Linked DNA regions of Homo sapiens: region 1 is linked to region 2. Evidence: chromatin loops called from intact Hi-C (ENCODE). Cell type or tissue: PC-3. All regions are shown on one strand. Each heading gives the region's core, and the rest is flanking DNA. Links, peaks and the distances in the headings are about the cores only. Region 1 overlaps KPNB1-DT (KPNB1 divergent transcript). Region 2 overlaps CDC27 (cell division cycle 27).

Region 1 (8,000 bases), core at 1-8,000, 520 kb before region 2:
GGGAGTTCAGGGAAAGCTTAGCTGAGGAAGGGAAGAGAGTTACTCAGGTGAAGAAGAGAGGAATAGTGTGTATGGAGACTCTCGTGGGAAGGAGCTTGGGGATTACAAGTTACTGCAAGAATGCCAGTGTCCCCAAAACAGAGAACAAGGGATTGAGTTGAGCTAGTTTTGAGTGGAGGCAAGACCATATAAGATCTTCCCTGCCATGCAAGTGGTTTTGTCTATATCCTAAGAGCAAAGGAGAGCTATTGAAAGGTTTTAAGAAGGATGGTCATTACAATGTCGAGATTGGGTGGGAAGGGGAAAGAGCAGATGCAGGGAGACCAGTTAGGAGGCCGTTGCAGTAATCACATAGGACATGATACTTGTGAAAAGGAGAAGGGTGGAAGTAATGGTAGAAACACAAAGAGATATCGAAATTAATTGAGCTTGGTGATTTTTTTTTTTTTTTTTTTTTTTGAGACAGGATCTCGCTTTGTCTCCCAGGCTAGAATGCAGTGGCATGAAGAACTTTGCGATTGATTGAAAGAAGAGGGAAGTGTCCACTGGTCCCTACTAGATTTCTGGCTTGCACTGCAGAATGGGTGGTGGTGCCACTTTGCAGTGTTTCCCAAGTGGGAGGAGTTGGTGGCCACATGGTTTAGTAGGATGGGGAGGATTACACCGAGACTTCAAGTTGCATTTCCTTGAACTATGTATGGATTACATCAGGCTTTTTTTTAGACAGGGTCTTACACTGACCCAAGCCGGAGTACAGTGGCGCAATCTTGGCTCACTGCAGCCTCCACCACCGCTATTCAAGCTGGGACTACAGGCACATGCCACCACACCCAGCTAATTTTTGTAGAGACATGGTCTCACCATGTTGTCCAGGCTGTCTTGAACTCCTGAGCTCAAGCAGTCCACCTGACTCAGCCTCCTAAGTGCTGAGATTACAGGCGTGAGTTACTGCGCCCAGATGCTTTCTTCTTTCTCAGATTATCAAAGAAATATATGTTCCTCACTGTAGGAATTTTGAAAAGGAATTCCGCAGAAACCACCTGCAACCTCAAATTATATCCACCATTAAAATATTGGCATATTTTCCCCAAAATGGTTCTATTTTAAATGGAAACCAAAATATTCCTATGTATCATTTCTTGTTGACTCCAAAAAATGTACTTTTAATGATTTTATTTATTTATTTATTTATTGAGACTGGATCTTGCTCTGTTGCCCAGGCTGAAATGCAATGGCATGATCTTGGCTCACTGCAGCCTCAACCTCCCGGGCTCAAACAGTCCTCCTCCCTTAGCCTCCCAAAAAGCTGGGACTACAGGTGTGAGCCACTGCACCTGGCTAATTTTGTTCATTTTTTTGTAGAGACAGGGTCTCCCTATGTTGCCCAGACAGGTCTTAAACTCCTGGACTCAAGTGATCCTCCTGCCTCTGCCTCCCAAGATGCTGGGATTATAGACATGAGCCACCTTGCTCCGCCCTTTTAAGAATTTTAAATTGACTCAACTCTTTATCAAGTTGCATTGAAAAGATAATATGAATTAAACATATGTGAACTGGCCCCAGTACATTTTCACACTGGTAGTGCAATGCAGAAGTGAAGCCTTTTAACTTTGACTTAACCTTTAAAAAAGGTACCTACTGATAGAATAAGCTAAAAGTTGCAAATCGTTGAAGTATGTCCACTGGGTCCCAAAACTGGAAGTTCACTGAGGCCTGTCTTCCTGGCCAGGTGTCACAGGGAATCCTGTACTCTGGCCCAGGGCTATTCTATCTTTTCTGTTTTTTTTTTTATATGTATAATTGCATAATGCTCTATTTTGATTGTCTGCCTTGTACAATTTGTATGTATGCATGTATCTTTTGTCCTGAGTTAGACTATGACTCAGGGTTTCTCAACCTTGATTATTTTGGACAACATAATTCTTTTTTTTGTGGGTGTTGGGGGGCGGTGGTGGCAGAGAGCAGAGTCTCACTCTTGTTCAGACTGGAGTGCCATGGCGTGATCTTGGCTCACTGTGACCTCTGCCTCCCAGTAGCTGGGTAACCTCCTGAGTAGCTGGGATTACAGGCATGCACCACCACACATGGCTAATTTTTGTATTTTTTGTAGAGACGGGGTTTTGCTGTGTTGCCCAGGCTTGTATCGAACTCCTGGCCTCAAGTGATCCACCCGCTTCGGTTTCCCAAAGTGCTGGGATTATAGGCATGAGCCACTGTGCCTGCCCTCACATAATTACCTTTGGGGAAGCTGTCCTGTTCATTTCAGAATGTTTAGCAGCATTTCTGGCCCCTGCCTACTAAGTTCCACTGGCTCGTCTCCCACCAAGTCATGGTGGGACAATCAAAAATGTCTCCAGATGTTACAGAATAACTCCTAGGAAGGGAGTGAATCCCTGCTAAATCCTCCCCACAATTGAGAACCACATTTATAGCTCCTCAAGGTTAGAAGCCATGTCATATAAATTCCTGTGTTTCCTGCCTAGCACATAGTAAGCATTTTTATTGTCCAAACAATATCATTGCTTCATGAAAATAATAGCTTTTTTTTTTTTTTTTGAGACCGACTTTCGCTCTTGTTTCCCGGGCTGGAGTGCAATGGCACGATCTTGGCTCACCGCAACCTCCGCCTCCTGCGTTCAAGCGGTTCTTCTGCCTCAGCCTCCCGAGTAGCTGAGATTACAGGCATGTGCCACCATGCCCAGCTAATTTTTTTGTGTTTTTAGTAGAGACGCGGTTTCTCCATGTTGGTCAGGCTGGTCTCGAACTCCTGACCTCAGGTGATCCACCTGCCTCGGCCTCCCAAAGTGCTGGGATTACAGGCGTGAGCCACTGCACACGGCCCTTTTTTTTTTTTTTTTTTTTTTTTTGAGACAGCATCTTGCTCTGTCACCCAGGCTGGAGTGCAGTGATGTGATCCCACTGTAGCCTTGAACTTCCCGCTTAAGTGATCCTCCCACCTCAGCCTCCTCAGTAGCTGGGACTACAGGTGTGTGCCACCACACCTGGCTAATTTTTGGGGTGTGTTGGGGGGTATTTTTTGTAGAAATGGGGTTTTGTCATGTTGCCCGGGCTGGTCTCAAACTCCTGGGCTTAAGTGAACCTCCCACCTCCCAAAGTGCTAGTATTATAGGTATGAGCCACTGCACCCAGCCTGATGTTTTTAAAACACTTACTCTTTGTATTGTTCAAGGCTCTTTACATATAGTAACTCATTTAATCCTCCCAGCAACCCTCCAAAATAGGTACTCCTATTGTGCCTTTTTTACAGTCAAGAAACTAAGGCTTGGCCAGGTGCGGTGGCTCATGCCTGTAATCCCAGCACTTTGGGAGGCCGAGGCGGCGAGGCGGGTGGATCATGAGGTCAGGAGTTCAAGACCAGCCTGGCCAAGACGATGAAACCCCGTCTCTACGAGAAAATACAAAAAAATTAGCCGGGCATGGTGGTGGACACCTGTAATCCCAGCTACTCGGGAGGCTGAGGCAGGAGAATTGCTTGAACCAAGGAGGTGGAGGTTGCAGTGAGCCAAGATCGCGCCACTGCACTCCAGCCTGGGCGACAGAACGAGACTCCCTCTCAAAAAAAAGACAAAAAACGAAAAAGGAAACTAAGGCTCAAAGAGTTTAGGTTAGTTGCTTAAGGTCACCCAGCTGAGAGAAGTGACACCTGGGATCTGAATACTACTAGCCCAGGTAGTCTGGCTACAGATTCTGGGCTGTCAACCATTTTGCTGTATACTGCTTCTAAATACAAAGAAAAGAATTAACTCATGACAGTGCTTTCAAAAAGCCTCATGTTATCCATCTGCCCACAAAATTTGCATAGACAAACATATGGTAAAAATAAAATTTCCTGGCCAGGCACAGTGGCTCACGCCTGTAATCCTAGCACTTTGGGAGGCTGAGGCGGGTGGATCACCTGAGGTCGGGAATTCAAGACCATCCTGACCAACATGGAAAAACCCCGACTCTATTAAAAATACAAAATTAGCTGGGCATGGTGTTGCATGCCTGTAATCCCAGCTACTTGGGAGGCTGAGGCAGAAAAATCGCTTGAACCTGGGAGGTGGAGGTTGTGGTGACCCAAGATTGCGCCATTGCTTCCAGCCTGGGCAACAAGAGTGAAACTCCATCTCAAAAAAAATAAAAAATAAAAATAAATAAATAAAATTTCCTATTCTGCCACAAAACATGATACAGTATAGCAAAGCATGTTGCTGTGTTGCTGAAATTTTCTAAGTTTGAATGGCTGCATCCTAGTCTATCAAGAGGATAAACAATAAACTAATGTAACCAGTCCCTTGTTATTGGGCATATGGGTTGTTGCTGATATTTATTTGAAACATAACTGTTTTTGAAATATAATTTACATGCAGAAAGTGCACCAATTTTAAGAGTACAGTTTGGTAAGTTTTGACAGATGTATAAACCTGTGCTACCACTACCACAGTCAAGATACTGACCATCGGATCACCTTTGTTCCTTTCTGTGGTAATGTGCTGGAGCTAGCTAGTACCAGCTCAGGAGAGCCAAATATGTACATCTCTTCCCAAATCTACATTAGTAACATCGTATTAGTAGCTCAAAGTTGGTCATGGTGGGAGTATTTACACCACAGAAAACAGTAAGTACCACAAATCCAGGCTTTTTCTTTCTTTCTTTTTTTGGGAACCAATTTACCAGCACCATGACTTACACTCCTTTGCAATCAACCTCCTACATCCTACAGCCACAGTCTACTTGTGGACATTATTTTATTTTGTGTTCTCTAGAATTTTATGTAAGTAAAATCGTGCCATATGTACTCTTTGGTGCTTCTTTTGCTCCGTGTGTTTTTGAAATGAAGCACATTGTTATGCATAGCAGTAGTTCATCCCTTTTCATCGTTTTCCATTGCATGGATGTACCACACATTTATTCATTCATCTGGTGATGGACATTTGGGTTGCTTCCATTTGGGATTACTATAAATAAACTTGTCATAAATATTTATGTGCCAGTCATTGGATGGACAAGTTTGAATTTTCTTGGAAAAATAGCTAGGAGTAGAGTTGCTGGGTCATATGTTAAGCTTATATTTTTATATAAGGAGCTGCTAACCTGTTTTCCAAAGTGGTTTGAGACAGGATTTTGCTGTGTTGCCCAGCCTGGAGTGCAGTGACCTACAGCCTCAACCTGCCCAGCCAATCTTCTCACCTCAACACCCCAAGTAACTGGGACCACTGGTGCATGCCACCACTCCTGGCTAATTTTATTTTTTGTAGAGACAGGGTCTCACTGTGTTGCTCAGGCTGATCTTGAACTCCTGGGCTCAAGTGATCCTCTCACCTTGGCCTCCCAAGGTGCTGGGAATACAGGTGTGAGCCAATGCACCCAGTCAGTCTTGTCTTTTTAGTTTTAGACATTCTAGTGGGTGGATGTATAGTGTTATCTCATTGTGTGTATTTTTAAATTGCCTTTATTGTGGTATAATATATTTTTTAAAATGCAGGTTTTAGGTTTCTATGCTAATCTGATCACCATCACAATCAAGATAGTGAACATTTCTATCACCACCAAAAGTTCTTGTGTCACTTCCAAACGACTCTCCTCCTCCACCTCCATCTCCAGGCAACCACCAATCTGTCCTCTGTCATCATAGATTGGATTTGTCTCTTTTTTTTTTTTTTTTGAGGCAGGGTCTCACTCTGTCACCCAGGCTGGAGTGCAGTGATGCAGTCTCGACTCACTGCAACCTCCATTTCCTGGGTCAAGCAGTCCTCCCACCTCAGCCTCCTGAGTAGCTGAAACTATAGGAATGTGCCACCATACCCGGCTAATTTTTGTGTTTTTTGTAGAGACAGGGTTTTGCTATATTGCCCAGGCTGGTTTCAAACCCTGGACTGAAGTGATCCTTCTGTCTCAGCCTCCCCAAAGTGCCGGAATTACAGACATGAGCCACCACGCCTGGCCAGATTTGTCTTTTTTTAGACTTTTGTATAAATAGAATCATAAAACATGTACTATTTTTGTGTCTGTTGTCGTTTGCTTAGTGTGAGATTCATCCAGTTGTTCCATGTATCAATAGTTTGTTCCTTTTTCTTGCTGAGTAATATTCTGATGTAGGAATTTGCCAGAATTGGCTTAGTCATTCTCCTGTTTATGGACATTTGGATTATGTCTGGGGCTACTATGAATTAATGCTGTTTTGAACGTTTTTGTGTAAGTCTTTGTGTGGACATCTGTTTGTTTGTTTGTTTTGAGACAAAGTCTCACTCTGTCATCCAGGCTGGAGTGCAATAGGGTGATCTCGGCTCACTGCAACCTCAGCCTCCCGAGTAGTTGGGATTACAGGCATGTGCCACCATGCCTAGCTAATTTTTTTTGTATTTTTTTGCAGAGACGGGGTTTCACCATGTTAGCCCAGCTGGTCTTGAACTCCTGACCTCAAGTGATCCACCTGCCTCAGCCTCCCAGAGTGCTGGGATTACAGGCATGAGCCACCGTGCCCAGCTTGGACATGTGCTTTTATCTTATTTCCACCTAGGAGTGGAAATGCTAGGTCATATGGTGCGCATATATTTATAAGAAACTGCCTAACTCTTTTCCAAAGTTGCTGTATTACTGTACATTTCTACCACAGATGTTTGAGAGTTTTAGTTGCTCCACATTTTCATAAACACTTGATATTGTCAGTCTTTTTAATTTTAGCCATTCTAGTCATAGTATTTCATTATGGTTTAAATTTGCATTTCTATGATGACCTAATGATGTTGAACATTTTTTTTTTTTTTTTTAGATGGAGTCTCACTCTGTCACCCAGGCTGGAGTACGGTGGCATGATCTCGGCTCACTGCAAGCTCCGCCTCCCGGGTTCACGCCATTCTCCTGCCTCAGCCTCCCTAGTAGCTGGGACTACAGGTGCCCACCACCACGCCCGGCTAATTTTTTGTATTTTTAGTAGATGCAGGGTTTCACTGTGTTAGCCAGGATGGTCTTGATCTCCTGACCTCATGATCTGCCCGCCTCGGCCTCCCAAAGTGCTGGGATTACAGGCTTGAGCCACCGCGCCCGGCCAATGATGTCGAACATTTTTTACCAGTCTACTGACCATCATATATCTTATTTTGTGAAATACCTGTTTAAATATTTTGCCCATTAAAAAAAAAATTGATCTAGGCCGGGTGCAGTGGCTCACACCTATAATCCCAGCATTTTGGAAGTCCAAGTGGGGTGGATCATCTGAGGTAAGGAGTTCAAGACCAGCCTGGACAACATGGCGAAACCCCATATCTATTGAAAATACAAAAATTAGCTGGGGGTGGTGGTGTGTGCCTGTAATCCCAACTATGATGCCTAGAACAGGACAAAACAAAATCTAAACTTTAAACAGAGGATACATATTCTCAGAGATATAACAATGTTGTATCAATGAAATAAGAACAGGTTTTTTTTTAAAAAAGAACATTGGAGAATAAAACATCTAAAAAATATGATAACCATTAACTTTAATCAATGAGTTGGAAGATAAAATTGAGAAAATAGCTTTTTAAAAAACCCTAAAAGCCAGAAAAATTTTTTAAAAACTAAAGGTGGCCCAGTAAGACTAATACTCAATTAAGAAGCATTACAGAGGGCCGGGTATGGTGGCTCACACCTGTAATCCCAGCACTTTGAGAGGCCGAGGTGGGCAGATCACAAGGTCAGGAGTTCGATACCAGCCTGACCAACATGGTGAAGCCCCATCTCTACTAAAAATACAAGAATTAGCCGGGCATGGTGGCGCATGCCTGTAATCCCAGCTACTCGGGAAGCTGAGGAAGGAGGATTGCTTGAACCCCCGAGGCGGAGGTCACAGTGAGCCGAGATTGCGTCAGTACACTCCAGCCTGGGTGACAGAGTGAGGCTCTGTCTCAAAAAAAAAAAGAAGCGTTATAATGATATGGAACATAGAGAAATGGAGAGAAAGCAATCATCAAAGGAAAAATTCAAGAAGTCATCTCAGATCTGAATGGCCTAGATTT
Region 2 (9,540 bases), core at 186-8,185:
TGGTGCCTCACGCCTGTAATCCCAGCACTTTGGGAGGCCTAGGCAGGTAGATTACGTGAGGTCAGGAGTTTAAGACCAGCCTGACCAACATGGTGAAACCTGACCTCTACTAAAAATACAAAAAATTAGCTGGGCATGGTGACACATGCCTGTAATCCCAGCTACTCCAGAGGCTGAGGCACGAGAATCACTTGAACCTGGGAGGCAGAGGTTGCCATGAGCCAAGATCACCCCACTGCACTCCAGCCTGGGCAAGAGAACAAGATTCTGTCTCAGAAAGAAAAAAAAAAAAAAAAAAAAGTAGAAAAAAAAGTAGAAGAACATGAATGGCACTGTGTTGTCTTGATTAAGAGAAATGGCTTCTGAGAGTCCCAAGGCCAGACTAGTCAGTTTTTTACAGACTAGACCTCCATATGCCAATTAGTTAAGGTGACTGTGGACAGTTGTAAAGAGTTGATATAACTCAATTTAAAATCACTGTAAATGAAAGTTAATTAAGCAGTTTATAATCCATTTAATCCCATTATCATTGCTCCAGTCAGAGTGATATTTATTGGAAACTTACTACCTGAAAGATAGAAGCAAGGAATTCTGAAAATAATGTCTGATTATATTAAAAGGAACTCAAAAGCTGGTATGAGTTCATCTGTAGGAAGAAAATGTCCTACCCTTAGAATGAGTTTAGAGCACATAAATCAGGAGCCTAATTTAAATTATAAATATTTAGAATTGTAGAGGCTGGGCGCGGTGGCTCACACCTGTAATCCCAGCACTTTGGGAGGCAGGTGGATCATCTGAGTCAGGAGTTTGAGAGTAGCCTAGCTAACATGGCAAAACCCTGTCTCTACTAAAAATACAAAAATTAGCCAGGGGTGGTGGTGGGCACCTGTAGTCCGAGCTACTCAGGAGACTGAAGCAGGAGAATCGCTTGAACCTGGGAGGTGGAGGTTGCAGTGAGCCAAGATCGTGCCATTGCACTCTAGCCTGGGTAATAGAGTGAGACTCCATCTCAAAAATAAATAAATAAGTATATATATAGTTAGAATTTTATAGTTGAAGCTCACAACTTAATGAAAAATGTAGTGCTGCTGTTTATTTTTAGGTTTACAAGAAGTTAGGTCAAACGCACCTCGCCCTGATGAATTTCTCTTGGGCTATGGATTTAGATCCTAAAGGAGCCAATAACCAGATTAAAGAGGCAATTGATAAGCGTTATCTTCCAGATGATGAGGAGCCAATAACCCAAGAAGAACAGATCAGTAAGTATCATACATATGATTTTGAGTATTTAGAAAGTTACCTTTTGCATAAGGATTTGTAGGCTACTCTTTTATTTTATTTTTCTAACCATGGTGTTTTCATTATACCAAATGGACTTTTAGGGAAATTGAACAGGGTGATGTAATAACAAAATGCATATAAAGTCAGATAATGAGTCTCTGTTCTGGATCTAGTTTGCTGTGTGACTTTGACAAATTCATTGCTAAGTTTTACCTGGACCTCAATTTATGTTTGAATATGTAACCAGTACTGTTTTATCTGCTTCATAAAAATGTAGTTTTTTAAATAACAGAATGGAGAAATTTCTGACAAGATAAATTCTGATTAGATGCCTTTGTTCCAGAAAACTTGGTGAAAGGCTTTAATTAAAATTATAAGCCATGGGGCCAGTCGCAGTGGCTCAGGCCTGTAATTCCAACACTTTGGGAGGTGGAGGTGGGTGGATCACCTGAGGTCAGGAGATGACACCAGCTGACCAACATGGTGAAACCTCGTCTCTACTAAAAATACAAAAATTAGCTGGGCGTGGTTGCGGGCGCCTGTAATCCTAGCTACTCGGGAGGCTGAGACAGGAGAATTGCTTGAACCCAGGAGGCTGAAGTTGCAGTGAGCCGAAATCACGCCATTGCACTCCAACCTGGATGACAAGAATGAAACTCTGTCTCAAAAAAAAAAAAAAAGTATATATATGCCAGGCATGATGGCTTGCGTATGTAATCGCAGCTACTCAGGAGGCTGAGGTGGGAGGATTGCTTGAGCCTAGGATTTCACGACTAGCCAGTGAGACCCTGTCTCTAAACAAATTTTTAAAAGTAGCTGGCTGTGGTGGTACGTGTCTATAGTCCCAGCTACTTGGGAGGCTGAGGCAGGAGAATCATACCACTTGAGCCCAGGAGTTTGAGGCTGCAGTGAGCTATGATTGTGCCACTGCACTCCAGCCTAGGTGACAGAGCAAGATAGATGATTGATTGATTGATTGACTGATAGACTGACCCCATAAACCTTTTGAAACTGAAGGTTATAGTCTGTGTTTCTGTGGACTAGCAGGGAGTATTCTTAAAGTGGAGTCAGTGATTGGAGGTTGGGGGAAATGTCAATTTTTTTTTTTTAATGTCTCAGAGAACTAGCTAGTTGTAATTCCTAGGGCAGGAATAAGGAACTCATTAGGAAGAGGCAGTTTTGGTAGTTAAAACTTAAAGGTAAAATGCAGTAAGCTAATATCAGACCTATTATAAAGTTAGGAAACTTGAGTTGCATTTTATTAAAGGATATGAGGATTTTTAAGGGCCTTTATTTAGGGTTTTATCTCTCTGAATATAATACAATTTTTCTTACTTGTTTTCATGAACCAACAGGACATATTTGTCAGAAAACTTACTGTGGACTTCTGTTTTATTTTTAAAGTGGGAACAGATGAATCCCAGGAGAGCAGCATGACAGATGCGGATGACACACAACTTCATGCAGCTGAAAGTGATGAATTTTAACTTCTGGAAATCAGACTTTTACAACTGGATGTGTGACTAGTGCTGACGTGTTTCTTGTCCCTCTGTATACTGAGTCTTTACTCTTGAGCTGGCGGTGTCATCGTCCGTCACTTATACCATGAGTGTGCCACTTTCATTGGACCCTGACTGTATACAGAATGAAAGGCAGTGCAATATTTAGCTGCTAACAAGACTGGCTCTTTTACCAGTATGAATGACAATTTATGGGGGGTAGGGTGGGGAACTTTCTTTTCTGTTTTTCTTTAATCTCCCTTTGTTGGAAAGTATCATGAAAGGAAGAGTTATGCTTTATCTTGAAGGAACCATTAGATATGGAAAATAGTGATGAACCAGAGTTTCTTGGTTGCTTTTTCAAAAATTTGTTTTTATTTGGTTCTGTTCCTGATAAACAGAGTAACTGACCTTCATTTCTAGGTTCTTCAAGAATGGTGTTTGCAAGTGCCAGATGGAACAATAAAAGACGTTGCCTATAACAGTGACTTGATTGCCAAGGAATGTAAATTACCTTAAACTTGCAGTATCTCCCATAAACAAATGTAATGGGCATATTGGGACTCGTATGTAGGAATCAAATATCCCTCCATACAGTGTACTCTTATTCTTGGCAAGAATGCTTTAATGTCTAACCAAGAATTTTAATTTATTCATCTTGCTTCAAAGTGTTGATCATTGTTGTCTTGGTATTGCAAACTTTAAAATTGTTTCTTACCATATTGCCTCTTCTCTTTGAGCTCTGTGGGATCACCTTTAACATTCAGAGATGATAGAGTGGTTCCCCACTGAGAAGCCAAAACAAGGCCCTTAATAACCCCTTAAGTTCACCATATGAATCAGAAGGAGAACACTAAAGTGGAGAGACTTTTAAGAGATCATGATAGTGAAAGCCTTAATATAATCAGAATTGTACCATAACCTTGAATCTATATTTGTTCAAAACATCCCTTTGACTTTTCTAAGTGTTTGCTTAAGCAGAGTGTAAGAATGTGTGGTTACCTTTGGTTGAGATCCTTTCCATTCTTTTTGACTCTCTGCTTCAGATTTTTTCAGTAGTGTGAGTCACCAAAACATTTACTAAGAGTAATTGGGTTTAGGATGTTGGAAATTTTTAGCTTGGGGGAAAAAACATTCTTATGAAGGAGATAGGTTCTCTTCTGAGTTTGTCATAATATAGATTGGTGTCTTTGGAAAATGGCCACAATTTTAAGAATTCAATTATGCATATAAAATGATAATTATTGGAATTCCACAGTAACAGATTTAAACAGTCTTAAATTGTTTATCTCCTTTACTGTAATGTATTGAAATTTTTAGAGAAATTTTAGTTGTTAACATTTTATTAAGTGCCAGTGTCAGAATATAACAAATTATAGTTTCTTATGAATGACAGGCCTACAGTTATTATTCTGGATTATTTGATGGAGGACAAACTTACCTGTATTTGTTAGTCAAGCTGTGAAAATAAGGTGGATTACAAAAGATGTGAAAAAAATTTTAGTCTGTAGACTCAGTAATTTTCTATAATTTACTGTTAATCTCATTTGAACATGGATTAGGTACAATTTATAAATTAATTCAAGTCAGGGTCTTTAGGTATCAGGTGCCAGAGAGATATTTAACAGATTTCCCTACCTAAATTTATGTATATGTACTGTCTAAAACAATACTTTTTTAAAAAAAAGGAACAGTTGGGAGAAAATAAATATAATGAAAAATTCCCAGAGGCTAGCACTTGGATTCTAACACGTATGCTATTGTATTATCCATTAGTTCTGTAATATTTAATTTTAGATTCTTTTATTTTTTTAATTGGCAAAGCACAAGGTGCTGTATAACAGTGTCATTTAGAGTTTTATAGAAAGCTTCAACCTGAGTTCTGCGTTATAAAGCCTGGAGAAAGCTAAGCTTAGAACATAACTTGCTGAAGTATAATTATCTTTTTGTAGCAGGAATTTATGTGCCAGAGGTGAGAGTCTTTCTGGTACTGATTTTTTGAGACCAAGGATAAAAGGATCGTTTTGTAAGACATGCCATGGCAATGGCTGGTTGGGGGACAGTTTCCGCCCAAGCTTGGCCTATTTTATTTTTCCTCATACCTACTTTCAAAGTCATTTAGGTATTTGAAGCCTTATTTCCCACGTAGTAACACTTTCTGGCTTTTGCAGTTTCTTTTTTTGTTTGGTTTTGTTTTTTGCATGGAATGGGGATCAAACAACCCGAAGAAGAACACATTTTGATCAAGCAAAATGTTTGCTTCAAATTTCAGAAGTTTATTTTACAGAAATTAAATTAAGTAGTTTGACATCCTTTTCTCTGTTTCACACATATATTAGGTTGGTGCATAAGTAATTGTGGTTTTTGCCATGACTTTTATGGCAAAACCTGCAATTACTTTTGCACCAACTTAATACATCTATATACATATATATATACGCGCACACACTTGTTCAGAAGTTATGTTGTGGCCTTGGATTTGTTTTTCCCCTTGGAAATGGTTCTTAACTCTGGGATTTTAGAAGGTTAGAATATTTTTTCAAGAGAACAGTGGTACTCAAAAGAATGAAAGGTGGTCCCTACATTTTCTGTATTCATCACTTAAAATTTTTAATTTTTCCGAGAACTACAAGTAACATTTGAACCATGCTGCTGTTGTACCTTAAACAAAAACTCAGTGATAACCAGTATTTAGTCTATTAAAAATGCTCTTTTTGAAGAAAAAAGTTTGGAAGTCTCTGATTAGCCAGAGTATAGTATGAGTCTTCACTGAGAAATATGGTGACCCATTTTCTTTGTGAAAACCTGGGAAAATGCAAGTGTGGGTATGAAGTGTGTGTTCTGTTTGCATTGAAACAATGTAATTTTGTGTCTTCTTTTTGCTTTAACTGACTTATTTCAGAAATTGTACAGTGTTGAGGGGGAAAGTCTTTTCTGTTAATATATTTGCAATTCATTAAAGGATATGGAAAATCCAAATAAGTTACTTTTGAAAGCAATTTATAATCAAGTTGTTAAAGCTATATGAAAGCTGTGCCATCTGTATTTTAATAAGAAGGCACAGAAAAACAGAGATACAGTTTTATGTTTCACAAAAAACTAGAGCAATGTTTATCTAATTTTTTAAAACTTACACTCTTAATATATTTATATTTTTAAACGGTCATACTCTTTTTTAGTATTATTTGGAATATCAAAATAAATACTATGACAAAAACAATGGTAATTTTTAGAATACCTTTTTTCAAACTACAGAAGCCCCTTACCAACCAGCAGCTGCGAATTTGCAAGTCAACTGCTTATTCTTTGATCACGTGATTTCTGAAATTTCTTCAAAAGGGACACAAAGGTTTTTTTGTTCCAATTAGAATCTATTTAAAAAGGTCAGGATCTGAAAGAAGTAAGATGTAGAAACTAAATTTTACTCTAATTTGAAATTTTTTTTTTTTTGGTATCTTGGAGAAAGTACAAAGAGCTGAAGGGTTTTATTCAGACTTGAAGAAAAGGCAGTAACAGGGAAAAACATGTGAAGGTGGGGTGAGCTGGGCAGTTCCAAGGGGAACAATGCAGACCTCATAACCTTCCCTAGGACCTGCCATTTAATGTCAGCTGAACAAGGATAAACAGCAGCTTAGACATGGAGCTATTCTTTGGCTTGTTTAGCTGACAACTTATGGTTCATGAAGGTTCAGTATAGGTTTTATTTTTCTTTGTAAGTGCAAACTTTGTTTAAAAGCTATGTTTGCTGAGATCCTGGTCTATGGATTGTGTTACTTGCTTTGTGGATGGTATTTTCAATTCTCATCACTAGAAGGTAGGTATTACTTCATTTTACAAAACAGAAAACAGGCTCAGCTATTAAATGATAAAACTGGGCACTTTTGGCATTAGTGTATGTTCAGAATCTTATATTTTAGTTTTGGACTTCCTCTGGAGGTTTCAAGTCATATTTAATGGTAACTGTAAGTTGTCTTCTCTAGCATTTTTTTAAAGACAGTCTCGCTCTGCCCCGCATCCTGGAGTGCAGTAGTATGATCATAGCTCACTGCAGCCTCGAACTCCTGGACTCAAGCAATCCTCCCACCTCAGCCACCCAGGTAGCCAGGACTAAACATGCACCACGACACCTGGCTCATTTTTTATTTTTTATTTTTGTAGAGTCAGGGTATTGCTATGTTGCCCAGGCTAATCTCAAACTCCTGGCCTCAAGCAATCCTCCCACCTCAGCCTCCCAAAGCACTGAGATTATAAGCGTGAGTCACCTCACCCAGCCCTCTAGCCTTTTTTTTTTTTTTTTTTTTTTTTTGAGATAGAGTTTCGCTCTTGTTGCCCAGGCTGGAGTGCAGTGGCGCGATCTCGACTCACCGCAACCTCCACCTCCCAGGTCCAAGCGATTCTCCTGCCTTAGCCTCCTGAGTAGCTGGGACTACAGGCATGTGCCACCACGCCCAGCTAATTTTTGTATTTTTAGTAGAGACGGGCTTTCCATGTTGGTCAGGCTGGTCTCAAACTCCCGACCTCAGGTGATCCGCCCACCGTGGGCTCCCAAAGTGTTGGGATTACAGGCTTGAGCCACCGCATCTGGCCCTCTCTAGCATTTTTTTTTTTTTTTTTTTTTTGAGACGGAGTCTCGCTCTGTCACCCAGGCTGGAGTGCAGTGGCGCAGTCTTGGCTCACTGCAAGCTCCCAGGGTTCACGCCATTCTGCTGCCTCAGCCTCCCGAGTAGCTGCGACTACAGGCGCTCCCCGCGACGCCTGGCTAATTTTTTTTGTATTTTTAGTAGAGACGGTTTCACCATGTTAGCCAGGATGGTTTTGGTCTCTTGACCTCGTGATCTGCCCACCTCGGCCTCCCAAAGTGTTGAGATTACAGGCGTGAGCCACCGCGCCCAGCCTAGCATTTTTAAATATAAAGTCTACTGTAGGCCAATATCAAGGTCCAGGTTTTACAGAGGAAACTTTATTATTAATCAGCCAGATCTGTTGTAGTATAGTCCTTTGTTAGGGCTTTGATCTATGTGCTGCTTCTCTTCTGCCACTGAAATTGGAATATATTTTCCCTCTTTGAGTGACTAGGATTTGCTTTAAAGTAGAAAGTTATAAATCTTCAATTTTCTTTCAGTTCTTGCATTTTTATTAACTTCCTCTATTGCAAGCATTCTTTTTTTTTTTTTTTTTTTTTTTTTTTTTTTTTTTTTTGGAGACAAGGTTTTGCTCTGTTATTCAGGCTGGAATGCAGTGGCACGATCACAGCTCACTGCATCTTCTACCTCCCAAGTTCAAGGGATCCTCCTGCCTTAGCCTCCCAAGTAGTTGGGACTACAGGCATGCCCCACCACTCCCAGCTAATTTTTTGTGTTTTTGTAGAGATGGGGTATTGCCATATTGCCCAGGCTGGTCTCAGACTCATGGGCTCAAGCAGTTCGCCCGCCCCAGCCTCAAGCATCCTTTTAATATTCAACACTCTTAGGAAAAATGTAGGCCAGACGTTGTGGCTCACACCTGTAATCCCAGCACTTTGGGTGGCCGAGATGTGCGGATGAGCCCGAGTTAGAGACCAGCCTGGGCCGCATAATAAGACCCCGTCTGTATTAAAAAAAGAGAGGGAGAGAGAAAAATGGGCCGGGCGCGGTGGCTCACACCTGTAATCCCAGCACTTTGGGAGGCCAAGGCAGATGGATCACGAGGTCAGGAGATCCAGGTCATCCTGGCCACCATGGTGAAACCCCGTCTCTACTAAAAATACAAAAATTAGCCAGGTGTGGTGGCGTGCGCCTGTAGTCCCAGCTACTCTGTAGGCTGAGGTAGGAGAATCACTTGAACCTGGGAGATGAAGGTTGCAGTGAGCCGAGATCGCACCATTGCACTCCAGCCTGTGTGACAGGGCGAGACTCCATCTCAAAAAAAAAAAAAAAAAAAAAAAAAAAAAATAGAAAAGAAAAGAAGAAAGAGAAATGTAGGCTGGGCACCGTGGCTCATGCCTGCAATGTTAGCACTTTCGGAGGCTAAGGGTGATGGATCACTTGAGCCAAGGAGTTCAAGACCAGCCTGGGTAACATAGTGAGACCCCCATCTCTACAAAAAATGGGTAAAAATTAACCAGGCATGGTGGAGTGCACCTCTGGTCCCAGCTACTTGGAAGGCTGAGGTGAGAGGATCACTTGAGCCTCAGAGGTTGAAGCTGCAGTGAGCCATGATGGCACTGCTGTACCCAGCCTGGGTGGCAGAGTAAGACCCTGTCTCAAAGGAAAAAAGAAAAATGTATTTATGGCCGGGAGCGTGGCTCACGCCTGTAATACCAGCACTTTGGGAGGCCAAGGCAGGCGGATCATGAGGTCAGGAGATCAAGACCATCCTGGCTAACACAGTGAAACCCTGTCTCTACTAAAAAAAAAAAAAAAAAAAAAAAAAAAAAAAAAAAAAAAAAAAATTAGCTGGGCGTGGTGGCGGGCGTCTGTAGCCCCAGCTACTTGGGAGGCTGAGGCAGGAGAATGGCATGAATCCAGGAGGCGGAGCTTGTAGTGAGCCGAGATCGCGCCACTGCACTCCAGCCTGGATGACAAAGCGAGACTCCGTTTCAGAAAAAAAAGGAAAAAAAAAAAAGAAAAATGTATTTATGACACTTGCTAAAGATCATAAGACACAATGGGGGGCATGGACATAGGTATAGGGCCTACTGCAATGGGGTCTTGCAGTAGGGGAGAGAGATAGGACTCTGATTTTAACAGGGACAAGTGGAGGTGTATATCCAAGGAACAGA

What was found. Hi-C counts contacts between places; a loop is a spot of excess contacts. Peaks named below come from ENCODE experiments on the same cell type or tissue, not always from the same donor. Only the 100,000 strongest peaks of a DNase experiment are listed, where the experiment ranks them.
Region 1: a loop joins it to region 2, with 18 times the contacts of the local background. A loop is called at or near these places in 2 of 110 quality-filtered maps.

The regions. Positions count from the first base shown.
Region 1 is chr17:47,637,211-47,645,210 of GRCh38, reverse strand. The region is part of intron 1 of KPNB1-DT (KPNB1 divergent transcript); the gene reads left to right. Among named protein-coding and RNA genes, the nearest start is that of KPNB1-DT, 8.2 kb to the left of the region's middle. In PC-3, for the core only: no CTCF peak of the experiment used is centred there; no DNase peak of the experiment used is centred there.
Region 2 is chr17:47,114,163-47,123,702 of GRCh38, reverse strand. It overlaps CDC27 (cell division cycle 27), which reads left to right. Exons shown (of 19, transcript NM_001256.6): 18 at 1,103-1,259; 19 at 2,686-6,000. The coding sequence ends at 2,768. Among named protein-coding and RNA genes, the nearest start is that of CDC27, 70 kb to the left of the region's middle. RefSeq lists an enhancer at 3,293-3,903. In PC-3, for the core only: no CTCF peak of the experiment used is centred there; a DNase peak (open chromatin) is centred at 3,812; H3K27ac peaks cover 689 bases.